2 separate regions of the Homo sapiens genome follow, and region 2 is linked to region 1. Evidence: chromatin loops called from intact Hi-C (ENCODE). Cell type or tissue: breast epithelium. All regions are shown on one strand. Each heading gives the region's core, and the rest is flanking DNA. Links, peaks and the distances in the headings are about the cores only.

Region 1 (7,557 bases), core at 1,452-6,451:
TTTTAGAGAACTTTTCTTCAAAAAAGAGCTGAAACTTAAGCTTTGGCATAGAAAGAATAAGCTTGCTTTTGTAAATCCTTCCTTTGTCTTGAGAAAATAGTCATCTGCATAATTATAAGCCACCATCATGCAAAAAGTGTACTTTGTATGCACAGCATACCTTTCTTTTCACTGTTGTTTTTTATGTTAGAGACTGACTTTGGCTTTTAGCTCCATGACATTGTCATTGTATAAAGCAAGCACCATAAAAGGGAAGGTGAACATGTGAAACATGAAGTCTGAATTGCATATTGCCACACGTTTTCTGAGAGCCAGGAAAAATAATCTGTATTGCAGGCCTCCCCATGGTGGCCCACTGAACACTGTGCTACTGCCGCGCATTTCAAGTCTCCTTGACTTAGAGCTCACTTAGCTCTAAGGAAGTCAAAGGGAAAAAGGAACCTTATTACTTTTAAAATACTTGATAGTGGGATGGCTTTTTCCCAATCCTCAACAGTTTTTTCTTATTTCTCAAGGTGAAGAGACCTAGTTTGTTGTATTTATTGGCCTTTGTGAGTGAAGGTTGACCTGGTGTTTTTTCTTGTTACTTAGAACTGCTCATTAACCCCCGTCCAGACACTACAGACATTCCATAACCTTTCCGAAATAGATGTGTCAATTCTTTTAAACAGTAATTTGAGGACCTGTGACTTAAATCCTGTTCTTTAGAGTTGCGGCACTCACATTCTAGTAGCACCTTATGTAGTAATGCACAGATGAGGGCTGGCTTATATTTGTCATCCCTCAGCACAGCTTTCGTTTCTGTGCACGTTTATTACCTGTGAAGTTGTTTGAGGAATGTTGCCCAGTACTCTTGAACAGTGAGCGGTGTCAGACTTTTTCTTAACTACTGCAAGGAATTAATAAAAGTGTTAATCTCAACATATTGATTATAAATGGAGCAATATATATTTTTCCAATTAAATTGGGTCAATATTAAATATGTTTAAAATATATCAGTATTTTGATCAAGAGCAATTTATTTTGATTGAATTTTAAATGTGGGTTTAGTTAATTTGATGGCAATAAGTTTTTCTTAATAATGTTAAGATTGTAAAACAATTTATTATTTCCAGAGCCAATATTTTGCTAAAGCTACAGTGAAATCTCAAATGAATTTCAGAAATATCAATAACTCTTAATTGCCACCAAAATACGATAGCTCTTAACATTTTATAGCTACAGTTATTAAGGCTGTTAAACTGCAGATATCCACATTGAAATATTTGTTATTACATCTCCTTTGGTGCTGTTTGGTTTGGGGGATGAAAGAAAATAAAATGCTCAGGATTGAGAAGCATATTAGAACTGCCAGTCTCTCTATATTTTGTTACTCATTGCTGATCTTTGTAGACTAATTGAAATGGTAATGCTATTCCCTTGAGAAACAGAAAGACCTTTAGGGTTGCTTGTCTTAGCAGTGGTTTGACGATGGATGATTAGAATAAAGTCATAGAGTTTACAACATAGAAAATTAGTTTTTTTTTAGTGGTTAGAATTTAGGAGTAGTTCCCAGGGTAGGCACCCTTTGCTGAACTTAACACCTTTTACTGAGGGTATAGCCTGTTAATTATAATGCTCTTTTCAACTCTAGGAAGTGAGAGTGGGTGACTTCTGGATATCTCATCCTCTTTATTCTCTCAGCTTGAGAGCCATCGGCCTTTCACTGGCACTAGGTTCACCCTAACTAGGTGCCTTTGTTTTAGCTGATACTTACTAGGAATTTTCCGTCAAGCCCTTTCCATAGCTTTTTTAATGGAACTGGGCAGTCGCCCTTTGGATCCTGCTTTCCTTCATTTGGCTCAAGCCCTCAGCTCAGTCTTTGAAGTTTTAACCATTTTTCAAACCGTGTATTCCCCCTTCTCATGTGTTTCTCCTGCCTCCTCCTCTGCACTGAACTGTATCTGGAGGCTGACTCCTCAGTGGGTTCCCTGGTTTTCATACCCTTTCATGTCATACAGGATGGATGAGCCACTGCTTAGAAGTAAATGTTCTGTCGGTTCTATGGTCAGTGGTATACAGGTCTTGTAAAACATACATTATTTTTTCATTTTACTTTGTGCTACCACGGTTTCCATTTGCTTATGGCTGTTGGTTGTGAGGTCTAGTGCTTTCTTAAAATATACTACTGCTTTGCACATTGTGGGCCTGGGAGCTCCGGGTGCCAAATAAAGATTAGGACTAACACACCTTCAGTGTTTGAGTGATGTGGGTTCCCGGTGAGCACCTACATGCTGCTTACCTAGTACAGGCTGTGCAGCCAAGACAGCCCTGTGTGGCCCAGAAGACCAAACATTTCATGTGAACCTTTCCCCTTCAGGGTGATAAAGATCAGGTCGCTTGTCCCCAGTCCTTGTTACCTCCATGTTATTGATTCACTTCCCAGTTGCCATATTCGAGGTAAGCCTCCATAGCTTTATCTTTGCTTTCATGTCAACAATGCATGTCTGCATCCTTGGACTGGCTTCAAGGGTTTCTGGCAAAAAATTTGCAGTCTGTTAATAGACTTGGGCACAAATAGGACCTAACCAAGTGTGAAGGGAATAATGAATTCAGACTGAGGCATTTGGGAGAGACTGTTGGGGAAGTTCATCCAGTGCAGGGCCTTGTCTTGTTGGGTGGCTCAGATATATTAATATGACCCTTATCCAAATTAACAATGTTACGCATTTGCCCCTAAACTCCAGGTGCATCATTGAGAAGGGAAGGAATTTGCTTTGCTTTGGAGGCACATTATTTCCTCAGGGTTCTCATTTGGATTGCCTTGGAGGTTGGTGTGATGCCACAATGTGCAGAGAGGCTGAGGACAGGGAGGGCAGGTGGGCTTCACTTTCCAGCCAGCTCTGATTTCTGGGGAGTGGTAGTCTATTCAGGGGGCTCCGAGGCCCTGTTTGGGTGGATTGGGAAGAGTGTGCAGTTCCTTAGTGATGTCTATCATAGGCACAGTGGGGAACTAGCAACATTCATGCTAGGTATTTGCCAGCCTTGACATAATAAAACAGATGTCACTGACTCCTGCCTCTTTGTCCAGCAGTGGTCAGCACTGCTTGGTCAGGCTGCAGGGCATAGATGGGTTGCATCCTGAGTGAGAAAATGCATTTCCAGATATGTTTTTGTCTCTTCTTGCTGGCAGGACTAGGGTTAGTGTTTATCATTTGACTTAAACTCATTCCCCCAAGTTCTTACTCTATTTTCATGTATCGGCAGTTACTATTTAAGTTGCTGCCCTCGCAGACTACAGTGAGGGCAACGAGCACAGACGAGAGCAAAGCTTCCCCACCCACAGACTGATTATGCAGTGTCACTGGGAGCCCCTAACACTGGAGACGCTGACTTAGGAAGTGTAGCGTGGGGTCACCGGGCAGGACTTTTAAAAAATGTTCCCAGATGGCTCTGATCACTGTCAGGTTTGGGAGCTAGGGATGGAAATAAGTCAGTCTTATGTATTTCTCTTTTTTGGGGCTGCAGCTTTTGGCTGATGCAGTTTGTATATCAGTTTCTCAAAAATCCTCTTTTATGTGCCCTGCACAGTTGTATGTACACAGGGGAGGGCCTGGCAGGGAGCCTTAGCTAAATGCTGTATGTCATAGATCATCTGGTTCTTGTGGGGTGTGTGTGTCAGAATCACATGGGAAACACCTTCAGAGGGTAGGGGCCTGGGCTCAGCGTGGGGAGTCTGAGGCAGCAGGTGCAGAGTGGGAGGAGCTGGGCACTGCACTTGTGCTTTGGCTGAGCTCCCGCTGACTCTGAGGGGAGCTTGGTGACATTCTTCATGGTCCACAGGACCTTGCTCAGAAAGAACTATGTTCTCATTTAGGAGAGCTTTGAGGCAGTTGGGAAGCATTGTTGGTAAGGATGTTGAGGCTTGAGAATGTAATGCTTTTTTCTTTACTATGGCCCACACTCAGCAAATAATTGCCTCTGGGATAAATCCCCGACCCATGCCCACCCCGATCAGGGAAACATAGTGGGGAGTTCAGAAACGGACTCTTCAGTAGGCGGTGCCTGAGTCTCCTCAGATGACCTGGTGCATTGGGCTAAGCTGCTAAATGCATAGCCTGAAGTGGATTTGAGTTGGTTCCTCTGCATGGTTTGAAGGCTCCCTCGCCACCTTTCAGCACTTCTGATGAGTCCCTATTTTTATTGTAAAAGTATGACAACAATATTAAGATGAAAAAATGACCTCTTTTATGTTTTTATTTTCTACATGTCATTCCAGTCTTTGGTTCTGTGAATACACATCTTTACATGGTTATAATCACGGCCCCTCCAGTTAATTGGCTTGCCCACAGTTTTACTGTGAAGTAGAGCTGAGATTTGAAGTCGGCTGGGCCCTCTACATACATGTTTCCTTCCCTTTGTGGGATTGAGTAGAAGGTGCAATATTTAGGTATGACCACAGGGTGGTGCCAAAAATCAACACATAGCTGCCCCCACCTCCATTGGACTGAAAACCAAACCAAAAACCTAAGCCTGTAATCTGGGAATTTGGATGAGGATATAGGGAGATGGCTCAGGAGTCTAGAAGACCTGGCAAGTATGGTGTGGATGGGGACAGAATTTACTTCATGGTCTGGTGTAACCTGAATCTGTAGACTTGATGCCTGTTGATATAATTGGTTTTTAATAAATTTTTGATCCTAAAGGTTTTTCTTGTGCCCTATTTTTTACCTTTTTTACATGAGTAACTCTGAGATGTAAAGGGGTGATAAAGATTCCATTCATTGTGTAAGTCTTACAGAATGTCTTCTAATAGTCTGTGAGACATAATCTCCTGCGAAGATAATACTCTTCATTGTCCTTCCCCTGAGCACTGGGCCTCTGTGGCCAGGGCCCCATTGAACCCTGGCTTGGGAGGGTTGGGTTGTGCACATCCACTGTTCTGAGGAGGGAGCTGTCAGCATTTCAGATGCTAGGGGTCAAGCCAAGTAGAATGACTGTTATGAAGAGAGTCTTGTGGATTTGGAACGTTGCAGCCTTTAGGGCCTGAGCAAAGGTGGCATCAAGTGGAGGTGGGGGCAGGGGCGGGAGTGGTGCACAAGAACAATGATGGCTGACATGTTTGAATGCGTACGACTTAGTGGTTCTTGTGGTTCTTCTTGTTATATAGGTTAATTCGTTTAATCCTTACAGCCACCCAGGAGATAGGACTTTGAGCCCAGAGAGATGAAGTCATTTGCTCAAGGCAGCAGTCAGTGGAAGGGCTTGGAGAAGGAGAAGGGGTCTGAAGGTGGTGTGGGACACATGAGAGTGATCTCGCAGCTTGGTTTGCTGCAGCAGACTCGGACAAGCATTGTTTCAGTGCCTGGTTTCTCCCTCCACTTGATGGGGGCCAACTCCAACCCAATGTCCCATTCCTATCCTGAAATGCTTCTAAAGGCAGTGCCCTGAGAACCACCAACCTCACAGCCTGTCTCCATTTTATTGTCTTCTGGGAACTTCTCCCTTCTGTCTAGCACCTGTTTGCACTGGGATTGTCCTGTCTGTCCTTCAGTTGGATCCTGGTTTGCACCCGATGAGGATTTAGCAATTTTAGGCTGTGCTTCGGCAAAGGCCAACTCACAATGTGGAGGTTGATTTGATTGTGCCTTTTTTTTAAAGCCCAAATTAAAGAGAAAAAACAAAACTCTCCCAAAATCTGAATTTAGTAAAAGTTTGAGATTTTATCCAGAAACCTAAATACAATTATTTTAAGAATGTTCTTAACATCTCTGAGAGTTCATTTTTCTCAAGAAATAAGCCTGGCCGGGCACAATGGCTCATACCTGTAATCCCAGCACTTTAGGAGGCCAAGGCAGGAGGATTGCTTGAGCTCAAGAGTTCGAGACCAGCCTGGGCAACATGGTGAAACCCCAAAAATAGAAAAAGTTAGCTGGGTGTGGTGATGTGCGCCTGTAGTCCCAGCTACCCAGGAGGCTGAGGTGGGTGGATCACTGGAGCCTGAGAGAAAAAAAAAAAAGAAAGAAGACTGTGTTCATTTTCTTTTAGGAATCTATAAGTTGAAAGAAAAAGTTACACTTTTAAAACCTATTTATGCCTAGTGTTCCATTATTGGAACGCTAAGCATGTGGGAGTTATTCATGCCCTACTGCTCAAGGTCATTGCCAAGGTCTGATTTTTCACACATGTCTGCCTCCTGAGGGTACATGTTATCACTTGGTGCACAGAGTTAGTTACTGCTACAGATACTGGCATGCTGGGAGCTTGTCAAAAAGTGATGTGAGTTTTCAGAAACATTTTTGAGTATCCAAAGACAGGTACATATAACTTTACTGCACTACATCCTATACTAGTAATTTTTAAGAAATAACTTCTCTACTAGTTATGCTATTGTGCGGTAAAAAGAAAATACAGAAAGTATTATTATTGCATTAGTTATGGGTTTGACATTTTTCATGTTCCATTTTTGGAACACTAGGCAAAACCACTACCACTAGGACTAATAATACCTTTTTTCCGTTTTAGTCCCAAGATGCCTCGAACACTAAGTTTACATGAAATAACTGACCTTTTAGAGACAGATGACAGCATAGAAGCAAGTGCTATAGTGATACAACCACCTGAAAATGCTACAGCACCTGTTTCTGATGAGGAATCAGGAGATGAAGAAGGTGGAACAATAAATAATCTGCCAGGTTCTTTGTTGCACACAGCTGCGTATCTTATTCAAGATGGCTCTGATGCTGAGTCTGACTCAGATGATCCCTCATACGCACCTAAAGATGACTCTCCTGATGAAGTTCCATCTACGTTTACTGTGCAGCAACCTCCACCATCAAGGAGGAGGAAAATGACAAAAATTCTTTGCAAATGGAAAAAAGCCGACCTAACTGTACAACCCGTAGCAGGTAGAGTTACAGCACCACCAAACGATTTCTTCACCGTAATGAGAACTCCCACAGAAATTCTTGAACTTTTTCTTGATGACGAGGTCATTGAACTCATTGTCAAGTACTCCAACTTATATGCTTGCAGTAAAGGTGTACATCTTGGCTTGACTAGCTCTGAATTCAAATGTTTTCTGGGAATTATTTTTCTGAGTGGTTATGTCTCAGTTCCTAGAAGGCGTATGTTTTGGGAACAAAGAACAGATGTGCATAATGTACTGGTTAGTGCTGCCATGAGACGTGACCGGTTTGAAACTATATTTTCTAATTTGCATGTTGCTGACAATGCAAATTTGGATCCAGTGGACAAATTTTCCAAATTGCGACCTCTCATAAGCAAACTTAATGAGAGATGCATGAAATTTGTTCCAAATGAAACATATTTCAGCTTTGATGAATTCATGGTTCCTTATTTTGGTCGTCACGGGTGCAAACAATTTATTCGGGGAAAGCCCATTCGGTTTGGCTATAAGTTTTGGTGTGGTGCCACCTGTCTGGGCTACATTTGCTGGTTTCAGCCGTATCAGGGTAAAAACCCAAATACTAAACATGAGGAATATGGTGTCGGTGCGTCACTTGTCCTTCAGTTTAGTGAGGCACTTACAGAGGCACACCCTGGACAATACCATTT
Region 2 (7,557 bases), core at 1,572-6,571, 120 kb after region 1:
TCACATAGAATTTATGTCAAGGGTAGGAAAGACAGATAACTGCAGGAGCCGGGGGGTTACACAACCTGGAGAGAGGAAAGTAGTAGGGAATAGTGAGGTCTGTGACCAAGTAGTTGACATGCCCAATCTAAAGGCAATGGATTTAAATTTCTAAAACATTTCTATCAACTGGATAAGATGCCTTTGATTGAGCTCAAAGGACCTTGGTTTAGGTTTTCTAGCAAAATAGGTGTTTTGAGTACAGTTCAACAAACCAGGCAATTAAGTATGAAGAACAAAAAACGGTAAGGAAGCAAGTGTGGCAGACAGGCAAGTGGGAGCTCTCCCAAGGGTGGTGTGGCTTTGGCCTGGTGAGGAACAGGGCTCATTTAGGAGACCACCAGAAGATTCAGGTGCCATCTGTAAGTTCCCAAAATGGCTCACAGGATCATCTCTCCAGGAACGTGGCCCTAGCAGCAAGACAATAATAATGATAATGATAATGCCACAGTTGCAGCTGATGTTCACAGGGCAGTTGCTATGTGCTGGGCATTGTGTTCAGCACCCTCTTTAAAATTTTTTAACTTTTAAAATAGACTTTATTTTGTAGAGGAGTTTTCTATGCACTGCAGAATTGAGCAGGAAGTGCAGCGAGTTCCCATATATCCACCCCCCAGCCTCCCCAACTGTTAACATTAGCACCAGAGTGGCACGTTTGTTACAGTAGGTATACCTGCATTGACATGTCATCAGAGGCCACCATTTACATTAGGGTTCATCTTGGTGTTGTACATTCTATGAGTTTAGACAAACGTCAAATGACGTATATCTACTGTTAAAATAGTTTTAACTGTCCTAAAAGTCTTTTAGCACTGTCTTTTTTTTTTTTTTTTTGAGACGGAGTCTCACTCTGTCGACAGGCTGGAGTGCAGTGGTGCAATCTCAGCTCACTGCAACCTCTGCCTCCTGGGTTCAAGTGATTCTCCTGCCTCAGCCTCCCGAGTAGCTGGGACTAGAGGCATGTGCCACCATGCCCAGCTAATTTTTGTGTTTTTATTAGAGACAGGGTTTCACCATGTTGGCCAGGATGGTCTCGATCTCTTGACCTTGTGATCTGCCCGCCTCGGCCTCCCTAAGTGTTGGGATTACAGCCGTGAGCCACCGCACACGGCTGGCACTGTCTTTTAATCCTCCCTCCAGCACTTGATGTGGCATTGTTGTCCCATGTCACACAATGAGAGAGGGATGTCCTGAGAGAGTAAGTGACCTGCTCAAGCTCACTGGTCTCCTGAGGACCGAAGCCTGCTTGAATGGAGGCAGGGGCACAGACTCTGCAGGTGGTGGGCCTTCCTCCTGGGCTGTGCTCTCTTTCCTTGTGAGAGTTAGGAGGCCATGGGCAACCCTCCAAGCTCTGCAGCAAACACAGGGCCAAAGGTTGAAGCTGAGCTCTGAGATCCCTGGGAACCACATGGGAATATACTTTGTCCTGTGGTCACTGGACAAGAACAGGTGAAGTTATTGGAAGTTGGCTTGCATTTGAGCAGCTACTATGTTTTATATGGCAGTAAAACTAGTGAATTATAGGGAATTTCCAGGATGATAAAATGCATATCTATCCCTTGTTGTGTATATATATTTTCTGTTCCTAAGTCCCCGGGAAATCTGGAATTTCCATTAACTGCTATGTCCTTCACATATTCTCTCATGTTTAGCTTAGCTAAGCTAACTTTTTTGGCAATTTCCAAAACTACAATATAACGATAGATTTGCCGACAAGTAGAGAATACGCCATATTCACACTGAGATATATCCACCGGGGATTATGCTAGAGAGCCTTTAAAACATTTGTAAAAATATCAAACCTGGGCCCTTCCAAAACATATAATTAGGAATTCAGTGTGGTTTTTTCCTCCCTGATAATTTAAGTATTTTACCTGCTTTACCCTCTTGCTATGGGTTTAAGCCATGTGTACTGAAGTCATTTCTGCTAAGGAAAGTTTTAAAAGGGAGGTTGTGAAAATCCTTTCTGAGCACAATTAAGATGTCAAATCCAACACATATTTTTGTATTTGGGCTCAAAAGATGAGGACAGAGGTGTCTCCAAATATTTTCCCAATTTTCCTAAAACAAGGCAAACAGTAAGAAATGAATACTATGTATGGTATTTAAGACCCAACTCGGAGCCTTCAAACCCCTACATTTTCTAAGGATTTGGAATTCTTTTCAGGAATCAATTTAAAATGATTCATAATTCAACTGAAAACAATTGAGGGCTTAGATAGATGCTCGCATTTCCAGCTTTTTATTGCTGCTCTTAGTGTTTCTGAGATGACAGTTTTCCTTTCATAGAACCAGCTTAAAATTAGAAAAATCAAACACCCATTAGAGAAAGCAGATTTACTCTGCTATTAATTGATATAGAGATGTAAAACTTCCATCACCTGGGCAGAAGCCTAGCGCATCCCTGCAGACAGTTGCAGTGGCTAGAACCTGGGGGGTCAGCAGCCCACTCACTGGGCCTGAGCTGGAGCTGTCAGCCTTTGGGAGCCAAGCCTCGAATTTTCAGCACTAAGACATGCGGCTCTGGGGGAGCTGCATCTGTAACAACATCTGCACGCCAGTCTTCAGGCGTGTTACTGTCTTCCCATTTTATTTTTAAAAACATGAACAACTTTGAAAGTTGAACTCCCCACCCTGAGCTGGCTTCTCTCTTCCCTATGGGACAGGAGGCAAAGTAGCACACCCTATGTAGCAACCAGGAAATGATTCTCGGGAATGCAGATGCTGTGGCTGCGGGTATGAGATGCGGAGAGAAGGGGCACTGAGGACCCAGGATTGTCTCCCTACAGAGGCGGGAGGCAGGCTAGGTGAGGGCGGGGAGCGGGGGAGGGGGTGGGGAGGACTGTGAATCTGCTGAAATATGACCCCGCGGTTTTAACTTTAAATAAGCATTTCTGTCCTAGTGGAAGCCCCTCTAATGTCTCCTGCAGCTTTGATTTTGGAACACGTCACATTCCTCATTAAAGCAATCACTGTTAAAACATAAAGCAACACAGGATTTATTTCTTCATTAAACTGATGATCCGTATATGAAGCCAATTAACATTATGAGTCTGGTGAACATCAAGTGTAAAGAGGTTAGAGAAAATTAAAAGCAGTCACCTTGGTCTTTAGATAAAGAAAGTACACTTTTAGGTTGTAAATTATCAGAGTGTCCAAGCGAGACAGATCGGCGAATTTGGTTAATTGGAAAATACATTTTACCGCACAAAAATTAAGGAAAAATAACCTTTTCGTTACTAACGCCCTTTTTTAGGGGGAGGGGGACCGTAGCGAACACCTATTAGTCACCTTCTCCCGGGTGTCGAGACATTCGGAAAAAAAGGGGGCTGGCGTCATCAAAGTTTGGTGCAGCCTTTCGTTTCTAAGGTTGTTTGGTTGTTTGTTTACTCGCTGTTTTGCCAACGGGAAGGAGCCCAGCCTAGCGGCTCCGGGAGAGGAGCGCCGGGCGAGGCGAGGCCGAGGGTCCCAAGCCGGCTTAGAGCCCCCGCGAGGTGGGTGTGTTGAGGGAGCTCGGCTGGTTATCTAGTCAGTGAGGCGGCCGGACTCTCCTCGGGGGCCGCGAGATGGTTTCCGGCTGCAGCGGCCGGGTAGGAGCGGCGCGTGGTACTGCGGAGAAGGGAGTTTTGTCTCTGTTGCCAGCGCTGAGCGCATGTCCGGAGTAACTTTCGCAGGTTTGGACTGGGAGAGGATTGGGGTCGGTCCCCGGACGCCTGGGGTCCGGCCGGGCGGATCCCACCCCTGAGCAGCGAGGGGCCCCGGCTGGGCCCCCGGTACGGCTTCTTTCTCCGCAGCAGCCGGGGGTGGGTGGGGGTGCGGAAACCGGCGCCGCTGTCCAGGGTTCTGACCTGCCGGGTTGCTCGGCGAGCGCGCCGTCCTCAGACCGCGCAGGTCTGAGCCTGTCTCATCCGCGCCGGATGAGCCTGTCTCGTCCCGGGGTCATCTCTGGGCCTTAATAGGAACTTGCCTCGGTCGATGTCAGGGATGGGGAACTGAGACTGGCGTTTGGACCTCATTGGTTTCTGGGGCCAACACTGCACCCCGGGCTGGGCTGCTGCCGCTGAGGGTTCCCGCACACACCCCCAGGTGCGCCTGAGCATCTTGGCCGAGGCGGCCCAGAAGCTGTCCGCACCTCACTTCACGGCCACCGGGTTCCCAAAGCGCACAGGCAGGGAACTGCTGCCTAGGGCAGGAGGGAACCCGAGGGGACTTTCGGCAGACCTAGGCGGCAAGAGGAGCCTCGGGCTCTTGTCAAGAGCTCCAGAGAGCAGGGGCCCTCTGAGGGAGACAGGGAGAGAGACAGCGCGCGCGAGCCAGTCTCTTGACCTGGGCTAAGGGAGGATCAGCTCTAGGGGCTCCCAGCCCTCTTGGCATGACGTAGGAAAGGCCCTCGGCTGCCCTGCCGGCCCCTGCCTGCCACCTCACCCGCCTTCGGGACCTGCTAGCCGCTCCTCCCGGGCCGGCTGCCTGGACTCTCGGAGTCGGTGGCCCTGGCGGAAATGGCGCCCCGAGCTCTCTCCGCTCTGAAACGAGCGGAAGTTTCCTGTGATTCTTTCCCCGAGGCAGAGCAGACTCTGCTCTGGAGCGACTGAGCCCAGGAAGGGCCGCTTCACTGGAATAGATCCTGACTTGCCTCGACCGGAGCGGGACTGGTCTTCCTCCCGGCTGTTTTCGGAGGGGCGTCAACGGCGGCCGGGACCCAGCGCTCTGTCCTGCAGCTCGATGCTCCTTGCCCAGCGCTGGTGTCCAGCGGCGGGCCTGCCAGGCCTTTTGTTTCCAAAGCGCTGCGTCTTTAAGATCAAGGCTGTATCCCGGGCCGTGCAGGGACCCGACCCACCACCTCGCCAAGGCTCCCTAACGCAGCATTAGAATGTTTATAAAATATTCAATTTATGTAGTCTGTCCAAGAAGCCATCGTCCCAAAATAAAATCAGCAGTCTAGACGGAGCACAGACACCAGAACTTATCAACAGTTGTCTGACTTGCATCTTCTGATGCATCTTGAGTGGGTCATAATACCAACTTTATTTTCAGTGGTGCATAAATTAATTACACGCATTTAATAACCAAAATATCATTATATTCCCCCTTTAATATCATAAAGGCTTTCCGCCAGGGAAGCACTTAATAGTGCAGGGGGCCGTAACGGGCTATTATCCTGGTGTAATGCTATTACAGAACCAATTATGCGCCATTAGACTTGCTTTTTTTGCAGTTTATGTGATTTGATCCAATCCCGCGCCCCTGACTTGAAAATTTCAGCCCGGTACTTTAGAGTTTAATTTTCACCCAGGCAGAGAGAAGGGCGGTCTCTCTCCGTTGAGTGTCTGCCTCGGATGCATTTTAAAAGTAATTGCAAAGGGTCCCACCGCATATCATTTGCATCGAGAAGCGAACATAAATTCAGGGACCCCTTGCTGAGAACAAAATCAAACTTTCCTTTTGTACGATCGTTTGGAAAGGGAAGCCGTGTGCAAAGAGTCCCCCCAAAACCCATCCGGCGGCGACAATTAGCAGCGCTTTGCCAATTTGCAGCCCGGGAGTCACCAGGCCTTTGATAAGGGCAGCCCAAACCAGGCTCTCTCGGAGAAAGGTTTGCCTCTGAGGGGACATGAGGTGGGGGGTGGGGCCTAGTGTGTTTTCGGAAAATGTATGTTTTTGGGGGTGATGGTGGTGGTGGTTGTATCGTTCTCTTTTAAAAGAGGAAAAAGCATTCCTGATGTTTGCTGAGAAATGACGGATTTTTTTTTTAACACCACGTGGGCCATTTGTAAGGCCCAATAGACCTATCCAAGTTACTCGCTGTAGACAGCGCTGGAAATAATCAGATTAAGGCCAATTATGCGTGAGATTATAAAGGCGAGTGCTGAGCGGCGGCGCGCGCTGCAGACAGACAGCAAGACATCTGGCCACTTCCCGAGTCACTTCTTTGGTCCTGCGGGCGCCAGCCGCGCCGAGCCCCGCCCGCCGCCAGCCGAGCAGGGCTTGCGGATCGGAGGCGGTCACGCTCCGACCTCCTCGACCGCCGCCCGCCGAGGTATGCTCGGCTCCTGACCCACTCGCCGGGCCCCGAGCGCCGGGCCTTGGGGCTCGGCTGCCTTCCTGGCCTGAGCTGCAGCTCGCAGATGGCCTTGCGCGCTAGCCGGACCTGGCTGCGGTGGCCCGGGTGCAGGGCTTCTGGCTGGGACCCCAGAGAGCCAGAAACTACGCTGCGGGGTTTGGTGCTGGGGCCAGGGTGAGGGCACGGCCGTCCGGGAGGTGGACACACCCGAAGGACTGCCCTGTGGGGTTGCTGCTTGCGACGGGGCTGCCGCCTTCCCTCCTGTCCCCCGCAGTGAGATGAGGGCGTTGGGAGGGACTTTCCAGGAGGGGAGCGCCGGGTGCGCCCTAGGGCTGGGCGGGAGCGCTGGCAGAGGGAGACTTGAAGCTCTATCGCTGTTTGCTTTGCAGCCAGGCAGGAGCAACGCGCGCGGGTCCGTTCTGCTGCCACCCTCCCAGGTCTCGGCCGTCCAGCCGATCTGACAGCCGGCGATGTTTTATTTCCACTGCCCGCCACAGCTAGAGGGTAAGTAAGCGCTGCGCCCCAGGGTCTCCATGAAGCCAGAGCCGGCCAGAAAGGGCCGGAGCGGCAGCAGGGCTGGTGGGTGGCTGGGTCCCCGCCCTGCGGGGGGCGCAGCCGCCTGCCGGTGAGTAGGGGCCTCCCTGGACCCCTCCCTACACCCCACTCCAGGCCCGCTCCAGCTCCCCGCCCCGTCGCCACCTGCCTCCCAGCTCCCTCCCCGCCTGGGCCAGGACGCCCCGGGCTAGGCGTGCCGCGGGGACCGGCCGAATCCTCCCAGCACAGATGCTGGTGTCACGCCTCTAATTGGGGCTCCGCAACCCAGGGGGCCGCATCAATCTTTCACGGTGCTTCTGCAAACATCCCAGAAAGCAAAGGCGAGTGGACCCGCCGCGTCCTGGCCCAGATCACGAGCTGCACGAGCCTACAAGGGCCCGTCGCTGGGCTGCTCTCACTGGGGCCGCTGGCGAGAACACTGCAGGGGCCTCTTCCGCCCTGGATTCTGGGCAGCTCAATTCCCTTCCCGGCCTCCTGGCCGTCCCTGGAACCAGGTGGCCCTGCCCACCACCTGCCCGGACTGACCTAGCATGGCTCCTTCTCTGTGACTCACTAACCCTAAATGTCGACCACTCCCCACTCCCCAGGCCAGAATTTCCATCTTTGAGTGTCTCCAGGCCTGAGAAGAAATTTCCCCTCAGGATCCCCAGTCTGGCTTCTGCACCCAGTTGTTAGTGGGGGCGTGGGTTGGTGAGAAGGGGACAGTTGGGACCTCAGCATGCCCCTGCTCAGGACCCGAGGGATCCAAGGATGGGGTCTTCACATCAGGGGGCCAATTAGTAGCCATCAGGTGAGCCAATGCCACACTGTGGGCTTTAATGGGGCCTTCTGCAGAGCAGCAGTCTCAGCACTGGGGTATTGGGACTTTTGTAACCGTCGGACTGGCATTTGGCAACCTACTC

The links. Hi-C counts contacts between places; a loop is a spot of excess contacts. Peaks named below come from ENCODE experiments on the same cell type or tissue, not always from the same donor. Only the 100,000 strongest peaks of a DNase experiment are listed, where the experiment ranks them.
Region 2: a loop joins it to region 1, with 7 times the contacts of the local background. A loop is called at or near these places in 83 of 110 quality-filtered maps.

The regions. Positions count from the first base shown.
Region 1 is chr10:49,516,069-49,523,625 of GRCh38, reverse strand. All of the region lies in intron 5 of ERCC6 (ERCC excision repair 6, chromatin remodeling factor), which reads left to right. It overlaps PGBD3 (piggyBac transposable element derived 3), which reads left to right. Exons shown (of 2, transcript NM_170753.3): 2 at 6,505-7,557. The coding sequence starts at 6,512. Among named protein-coding and RNA genes, the nearest start is that of PGBD3, 4.4 kb to the left of the region's middle. In breast epithelium, for the core only: a CTCF peak has its summit at 4,443 (motif pointing right); no DNase peak of the experiment used is centred there.
Region 2 is chr10:49,394,454-49,402,010 of GRCh38, reverse strand. It overlaps DRGX (dorsal root ganglia homeobox), which reads left to right and starts at 5,922. Exons shown (of 7, transcript NM_001276451.2): 1 at 5,922-6,076; 2 at 6,490-6,604. The coding sequence starts at 6,571. RefSeq lists a silencer at 3,748-3,907. In breast epithelium, for the core only: no CTCF peak of the experiment used is centred there; a DNase peak (open chromatin) is centred at 3,892; H3K4me3 peaks cover 1,563 bases; H3K27me3 peaks cover 4,844 bases.